Linked DNA regions of Mus musculus: region 2 is linked to region 1. The links are chromatin loops, found by intact Hi-C in ENCODE. Cell type or tissue: left cerebral cortex. All regions are shown on one strand. Links, peaks and the distances in the headings refer to the core of each region. The heading gives the core; the rest is flanking DNA.

Evidence for each region. A loop is a pair of places that touch in the nucleus more often than their neighbours do. Peaks named below come from ENCODE experiments on the same cell type or tissue, not always from the same donor. Only the 100,000 strongest peaks of a DNase experiment are listed, where the experiment ranks them.
Region 2: a loop joins it to region 1, with 2.1 times the contacts of the local background. A loop is called at or near these places in 6 of 42 quality-filtered maps.

The regions. Positions count from the first base shown.
Region 1 is chr12:90,564,049-90,568,448 of GRCm38, reverse strand. No RefSeq gene overlaps it. Among named protein-coding and RNA genes, the nearest start is that of Gm40538, 160 kb to the right of the region's middle. In left cerebral cortex, for the core only: a CTCF peak has its summit at 1,921 (motif pointing left); DNase peaks (open chromatin) are centred at 1,910 and 3,670.
Region 2 is chr12:90,902,053-90,906,452 of GRCm38, reverse strand. No RefSeq gene overlaps it. Among named protein-coding and RNA genes, the nearest start is that of Gm23195, 89 kb to the right of the region's middle. In left cerebral cortex, for the core only: a CTCF peak has its summit at 2,292; DNase peaks (open chromatin) are centred at 2,353 and 2,729.

The DNA of each region.
Region 1 (4,400 bases), core at 263-4,262:
ATCTTCTTTTTAATTCACTATATTCTTTTCTGTAATTATCTTTTTTTACACCTCTGACAATGTGGCATAGAGAACACATATGTTGGAACACTGCTAATTAAGATTCCGATTTCATTGTTTACTGAATGTATGACTTTGAGGCATTCCCATAGGCTCATGACGCCTCAGTTGCAAAGTCTGTCATTGGAACATATTAAGGAAATCAAGGTGCCCAGGAGTTAATTTATATCTTTCTTCTTCTTTCTCACTGTACTTAACTATGCTCTCATGTCAGCTGTGTAGACCTCTTTTTCTTCCACATACTCAATGTTGATTAAAATCCCAGTCATCATTTGAGTTCAACACTTTCATCTATGGCTCCTCCCATCAATGCCCATTACAAATAATTATTTTACCTCTCTGTGCTCCAACCGCATGCACATTGAACATCCAATTACAGCGAAACATGAAAGTCACATGACTCGGTTAATCATTTGAACCCCTCCAATGCAAACTTCTTGGCAGAGGGACCATTGTGTTTTCTATACTCTTCAAGTAGCAACAGCAAGAAATCTGAACATTTCAGAAAACTATGTAAATCAAGTAAAGGATTCTCCATCACAGCTTGGGTGTGGTCCATATCACTAGGTGTTCACACAGGGTATTCATGATGTAACATTAAAAATGACTGTGAAAAAAATCAAGTTAGGCCTCAAACAATACTGGATAAAAAGAGTTAAAACCACATATGATATATATCTCCAAGATATTCCCGAAAACAATTCTGACCATAAACACAGTCTGCCTTGTGTGTTACCTTTAAAGGGAAATGTGAAACATGTTCTCTTTGTATTCGTTCTGACAGCTTTTCTCTTTGGTAAGCTACACTAGCCTCTTGAGGTGCTGCATTCTATTATACCTGGAACATAACACATGTATAATGAATATTTAACAAAATTAAAATTGAAATTGGATAAATGGAAATAAAACGGCAAGATGAATAAGGCAAGGAGAAGTCAGCAGGGATCTTGGAATGTGGTGGGCTCTTTGAGCAGCGACAGTCAATCTTTATTAAACACTTTCCACATGTTGTTACATTTAATCCTAGGTCCTGTCTGATGAGAACAGTTAGGACTTGCATCTTGCAAAAAAAGAGAAGAAACCAAGGTTGAGGGTAAATTTGAGTCATTTGCCTGAGGTTACCCCTGAGGCAAGAGACAGAGACAGCACTAACTGTCACCTTAAATTGCATCTAGATTGAAGGAGACTCTCCTACATCAGTTTCCAAAAGCTCTCTCTGCACCTTCATCTCCCTGCACAGTAGACAGGAGAGTTCTTCCTGTACAATGACATGACAATCAGCAATAGTTATTTTCTGTGTTCATTAAAGTAAATTAAGGAATGAAGACACTGGCCTATTGAAGCTTAACAATCAGTCCGGATGGGACACAATTACTCTCTTCACAAATGTAAGAAAAATAAATCAGTTTCCATAGGAATAAGCCACGTCCAAAGGCATGGATAGGACCCTGCTTAGGTTTGCCTGGCTTTGCCTGGCTCCCTTTGTTCTCAATAGAAAAAGCTTGGGAAGAATCCGTGAAGATCTTGCTCTATTTCCCCATGAAATCAAGTGGTTCTTTTCTTAAACACAACCTTCTCCCCACTTCCATTTTTTTTTTTTTCATAATTGACACACGTCAATGCTTAAAAGCAGGGAGACCTCAACAATGAATGTTTTTGACAATGACATTTCTAGTGGAATTGGCATGGTATTCAGCTTCCCATGACATCAGAACAGGTACAGAGAGTATTCCTTGCGAAGGGAACTAGGAGTGTCTTGCCCAGAGAAAGACATGAGAAGACTAAGAGAACCTGAACCTTTTGAAAATAACTTGTTAGACAGAGGGTTTTTTGCCCAGGAAATCGTTGGCCTGGGCTGCTCTCTAGTGGTAGGCAGTGTTCACTGTCAGAATTTCTTGTACAAAGGCTCCAAGCTGAGAGGCAAGAAGAAAAAAAAAATTCAAGCTTTTCTTGGACACCAGCAGATGAGCTACAAATGAATGTGTGTGTGTGTGTGTGTGTGTGTGTGTGTGTGTGTGTGTGTGTGTGTGCGCGCGCGCATGCACATGCATAGACACACATACACATACACACACAAACATGTAAATACATTGGCACATACCTGAGGCAAAGCACAGGGTGACAACTTTTAGGAAGAAATGAGAACAGAGGAAGAAGGATAGTGTCTTTTGTAGGATCTAGAGAAAAGTTGGAGGGGGTAAAAAGACTCTTTGTGAAGCCTCAGATATGAATCTGCTATGTGTTCATATTCCATAGGCATTGAGAGTAACCACAGGGAAGATGAATCTTCCTCATTGATGACTACTTGAAAACCAGTTTAAAAGCCCAGTGTGTGTGTGTGTGTGTGTGTGTGTGTGTGCATACCAGTTTATGTGTATTTTGGGGTACATGATCCATGTGCATGTGGTCAGGAGTAACTTTCAGGAGTTGGTTATTTCCTTCTACCATGTGGGTCCTTGGGAAGGGACTCAGGTCATCAAACTCAGTAACCAGTGCCTTTACCTGCTGAGCCACCTAACCAGCCCCCATCTACTTTTAGGTAACAGTCATTTTTATATCATAGGTATGTTGAATAAAGAGCTTCTCATGTTGCTTGTACATCCCTATAGGTAATGCAGAAGAAGAGAGAAGATGTCCATCTTGTGCTGACACTGTCTCTCTTTCTGTGAGGCCATCACTTCTCTGTCTTGGTCCTGATTTTTTCCTAGACTATGTGCATAATTTAACTTAAATTTTGAATTACATACACATTTCAATCAAAGATAAAACTAAAACGAGTTTAGGATTTTTCACTGTGTGGGCACCCTAGTTTATACCTTTTTGTGTGCACATAATAATTTTCTGTGAAAAATTATGTGGCATATTTGCTGTTCTGGGTCTTAGTTAATGTGTCTATAAAATTTTGACATCAATGTATGGAGTTTGCAAGACTGATTGATAATCTTTCTTTTTACTTCTGCTATACCCTGAGCCTTTTGATTCACCAGAGATTCATGAGAAAAAAAAAAAAAAAGAACAAATGTCCTGGGTTATGTTAGATAGCAGCTGAAGCTTGGACAGCTAAACAGCAATTCATACACAGAGAGAAGCTCAAAATAGAAGGACACCGGGCAAGTGGCATATTGGTGGCCAGCAGGTAGCTCCTCTCAGAAGGAGGCAGTAAGATCATCATCCTCTGCAGAGTAAAGTTCAGAGACTTGATGAGCCAGCGTAGGAGATACCCAGGGGCCTTCCACCCTCTCAGAATACAGGGGGAGGGGGAAGAATTATTGGATGGGGTGACCAGGAGGAGGAGCAGTGAGAAGTATGCAAAATGAAAAAAAATAAAACGAGAGAGGGGAAAGCCTCTTTATGCTCCATCTTCCAGATTTTCTTTTCTTAATAGCGTTCTCACGCCCGGCCAGGAAGAACACAACAGACCAGAATCTTCTGCGGCAAAACTTTATTGCTTACATCTTCAGGAGCTAGGAGCGCAAAACCCCCAGCCCCAAAAGCGAAAGCCCCTTCTATTTACATCTTTAGGAGCCAGAGCTCCGGCGCGCCAAAGCGCAGAGCGCGCTCTATTGTTTACATCTTTTGGCAGCGAGAGAGCGCAGGGGCGCAGAGCCAGAGAGATGCCAGCGAGAGAGAGAATGGCGGAAACCCCGTCCCCTTTAAGGAGGAGTTATCCTTCGCTTAGGATGCATCACTCCCTGATTGGCTGCAGCCCATGGCCGAGCTGACGTTCACGGGAAAGGCAGAGTACAAGTAGTCGTAAAATACCCTTGGCACATGCGCAGATTATTTGTTTACCACTTAGAACACAGGATGTCAGCGCCATCTTGTGACGGCGAATGTGGGGGCGGCTCCCAACATTCTTTCTTCATACTTACATCTCCATATGTAAAGAGTTAATTATATGGGTAATTGGAGCAGAACCCCACCGTCACCACCCCAGCACCTACACATGCCTCAGTTATCTTCTGCCTCAGGCAGAAGTAGAGCTCAAATTCAGATGATAAGATGAAGATGATAAGATGATAAGGGTCTGGGTTCTTCTGAGACCAACCGCAGGAAGCTTTCACTATGCTACCACAGCACTCTGCTGAGAGAGCACCATCGTGACTTGACATTCTAACGGGTCATCCATGGAGCAAAAATATTCCCTGTCATTTAAAAATGAGCAGGATAAAGAAAGGCAATGGGTGGCTCATGTCAAAAAGGGTTATGGAGTATAAGAGAAAAATGTTGATAAATATGCCCAGGGAGAAGAAGAGCAAGGAGAAATGAGAGCTGGTCATTACTGCGGGTGGATGTGGAACAGAGGGAACCAAAATGGCTGAGAGTGAGCACTTGTTCCT
Region 2 (4,400 bases), core at 91-4,090, 340 kb before region 1:
AGTGAAATGAAGTTTCCCGGAGTTGGTTTAGCCCTGGCGGGTAACACAATAACTCAGGAATTGTCGATTCAATCCATTGAGAGGACAGGACAAATGTTTGCATTCGGTTTTCGTATTTGCTCAGGGTACCCAAGGACTCACTGTAATTAATAACACATTGTTGGATTTGGAGAATCGCTTTTATCTCAGGATCCTGTGATCGTAGAGAAGAGACATCACTGCAAGCCCTAAACAGCCTAAAGTTTGACCTATAATTTTTACTTTTCTACAAACACCTGTCTGGAGGGAGTGTGTGTCACATTGGGCCAGGACTGGGATTGTCTTATCTCTACTGACTCTTTGCTGTCTTTGTGCATGCTTTGTGCTTGCTTTCTGCCAATGTATATATATGTATATATATATATATATATTAACATATTCACTTTACATCCCACTCACTGTTCCCTGCACCCCCTGGGGGGCACATCAAGTCTCTGCAGGATTAGTCTCTCTGAAGTCAGAGAAGGCAGCCATGTGCTACATATGTGTCTGGGGCAGCTAAGGGAGAGAGGTACCTGGGTGAAAGAGAGGAGTGGGAGGGGAATAGGAGAGTAGGATCAGGTATAGGGAGAGACAGGAAAGAGGTCCAGAGGGGCAGAAGAATGAATGGAAATCTGCATTCGCTTTTTGCTGCTTCCACCTGCCTCCTGCTCCTGCTCTTTGACTTCTCCGCCATGATGAAATAGACCCTCAATAGTGAGCCAAGATAAACGCTGTCTTTTCATTGTTTCTGTCAGTTGTCTGGCTGTAGCAACTACAAAGGTAATCAGTACATGGGGTTTCTGTCTCCATCAGATGTTAGGTAGAGCCTCTCCTAGGATAGCCATGCAAGATTCCTGTCTGTAGCCCAACATAGCATCAGTCATAGTGTCAGGGATTGGTGGCTGCCCATGGGATGAATCCCAAGTTGGGCCAGTTATTGGTCAGTTGACACCAGCTAGCTTGCTTTCTTAGTTATTCAGCCCAGGACTCCACTCTATGGACTGATGTTATCTACAGTTACAGGCTAGGGCATGCTTTCCTACTTTCGTTCACCTAAGCTAGAACATCTCTCTCACATGTACCCAAAGGTTTGTTTCCACGGCGATTCTAAATCCCACCAAGTCGACAGCTGCTCAAGGCCAATCATTAAAGCTTGGGCCTTCAGAAGGTAACTTCATTTAGATGTAGACTTTTAAAAATGGTAATCAAATCAAAGTGAGGTCATGGGTGTGGGACCTTATCTGAGTGGTGAGGTAAGAACAGGAAATTCCACTCTAGGTATATATAGAGGCAAGGTGACTCAGAGACAAAGATCTCTTTTGGACCTAATTTCAAACCTAATTGACTAATTGACAGGCTTGAAACAGAAGCATCCCTCATGCCATTAACACCTCAAGGCATCCCCACCTTGGAACCTCATCCTTCAGAAGACTAAGGGAACTGAACTGTCTTTCAAGACATTCATACTGGGGCACTTAATTATTGAAAGCCTAGTAAACTAACGCAGGGCTGTATGCAAAGATTACAGGACTCCTTAGGGAGAAGTAGAAATGAGTATTTGTTGAAGGGAATGAAATAAAGATGCATACATTTATTTTATTTCCCTTGTCTGTTTTTCCATTTAGCTGCGTGTGTGTGTCTCTGTGTGTATGTTATATACATGTATGTATGTATGCATGGTGGCATATATGCCAACACACATGTGAATAGAGGCTTGAGATTTAGTGTTGGAAATCATCCCCACTAACAAGCTTGCTTTAGGGATGCCCTGTCTCTACCTTCTGAGGCCAGAGTTACAGGTGGAATAGCATCCCTACCCAGCATTCACATGGGTCCTAGGGATCCAAACTCTGGTGTCAGCAAAGCCAGCCCTTTGACCACCAAGCTGTCTTCCCAGCTCCGTCTTTTTTTTTGATTCTTTCATAATCAGGACTGTAATATCGTGAGGTGAGCATTGCCTTTATTATGTTGAAGACTCTGGAGAGAGACCTGCAGTGACTTGCATAAAATCTAAGAACTGACGGTAGAGTTGATTTCAACCCATGTCTCATCTACTAATCCTTTGTATCTTCCCTTTGCATCATTAAGGAGGGAAGCACACACACGTAACCCAGGCCCCACCCTTGTCATACGCATGTAGTGACTCCAGTGAAGACATATTTGCCAATGTAGGAGCAGGATTAAGCCCAAGGAAGCTTTGATCTGAAATTAATCCTAACCTCTTGACAATGGCTCTGTTAACAATCTGTGAGTCACTTTGGCTTCTCACTAGGGGGTGCTGCAGCCCATGACCTCACCAACATGCAATAAGACAGGAGCACTCCGACTCAAAGCTGCTTCTCGTACATAGATCATGACACTTTTCATTCCTGACGTTCATATATTTCTACTTCTAATTGAGAAGGGGGTTTTCAAATGCACCAAAGCGGGGGAATTGTTCATAATGATATGGTTAGATGTGTGTTTTAGTCATTGTGCAGATTGATGCAGTAGATGTGTGTTATAATCTATATAAAAGGACATGCAGTTCCTTCTCCAAGGGGCAGGACATACTTTGATATCTTCAGAGAGCAGACAATTAACTCGTGGTTGGATGCATAGGAACTTACTTCATACTCTGTAGCTTCAGTTTTTTCTAGTGATTGCTTCACTCTGGAAAGAGGCATGCGACTGCATTCTGTCCTACTTTTTCCATTTATGAGCCAGAAATAAAATGTGGGACACTTTACTTCAAAGGCACCCAGAAGATGAATGAGGTAGTGTCCTTAAAATACTCTGTGGTTATTGAAGAGGTAGCGTTAAATCCTTTCTGTAAATAGTACGGGAGGGACGAGGCCCACCACTTGACTTTGACCTGTCAGTGTGTGCTCGAATCTCTTCATCCCACTTGGTCACAGGCTATTCTCAAGAATGTTTATTGCTGTTTTCCTTAGTGAGATAAAAGGATAACCACTGGATGGAAATTCCCATTTGGGGACTGGATAAATGGATGCGTTTCAATTTTACATTGGAGAGGAGAAGTCTTCTTTTCTCCTGCCCTCTAGAAGTCTTTTGTCTCTGTTTTTCTCCAAGCATATAAATGGTTTGCCGTGGTAACATTGTGGCAACGTTTCTGCATGGTCTCTTTATTCATGGCCAACAGGAAAGGTTTCCACTGTACTTTGTATTCAAACTGTTTTCCAGATGGGTTTAGCAAGGCACACTGGGTGGTGCACTGGACAGTTCAGGTTAAATTAGAGTTTGGAAGTTTGAAGTCTTCTGCAGATTGAATTATGTCCTTAAAGTCTTATGCTGGAAGTAAATTCCCCAATGTGTCTATATTTAGGGAGCAGCCCTATAAGCTGGTAATTAAGGTCACATGAGGTCACAAGGATGAGGCCCTGATTTGATAGAAATAGTGCCCTAATTGGAAAAGACATCAGAGCTTTCTGTCATATTCATGCTCTCTCTCCTTCTCTACTATATACCGAGACGGCCGTCTTCTATAACCCAGAAGAGTGGTCTCTGTAACCATCCTATCCTGATGGAGACCTCATACCCTACAGAAAACAGATGCCCATTGTCAAAGATGTCAAGTTTATGTGTGGTGTTTTGCTATGACAGGCTGATCAGATTACTTCATAATTCTTACCTTTGAGTGACAAGCGAGAGATAGCGTGGTTTCTCTATGCACATAATGCAGTTTTAGGTTTTGTGGTTCATAGTCTGCCTTAATTTCTTTTCTTGTTGTCCTGATCAAATACTCTGATGGGAACGACTTAAGGAGGAAGCACTTATTTTAGCTCACTGTTCATGGTACAGCCCATCCTGACAGGAAAGTCAAGATATCAAGAGCTGGAGGGAGCTGGTCATATGATCACAGTCAGAAGAAGAGAGCAATAAGTAGATGCACGCTTTAGCTTCCTTTATCCATTTCACATAGTCCAGGATCCCAGGCAATGAAGGCAGCCACATACAGTAGGTAGGCCTTTGAAATTAATTAGTGTAATCAGGAGAAGATCTTACAAGCATGCCCAGAGTCCCTCTTCCAGGTGAGTCTAGATTCTGTCAAGCTGACAATTACTAGCAGTGACCACATATTTTCTGTTGCAACTACTCACGTCTACCATTTTGACTTAAAAGCAGTCATAGTGTGTATGAAACATGAAATGAGTTAGGTTGCAACAAACTTTATTTCCAAAAACCAAAGAGGGCCATATGTGCTACAATCTTTAGGGGTTTTTTTTTTTTTTTTTGACTTCTCATCTAAGATCACACAGTAGGTTAAAGTAGACATATTTAAAACTCTTTTATGAAAGCACAGACATTCATTGTTACTGAACAACAATAATGGTACTCAATTCTCTTAACTATATATGTTTTAAGTTCTGACGTGTGAT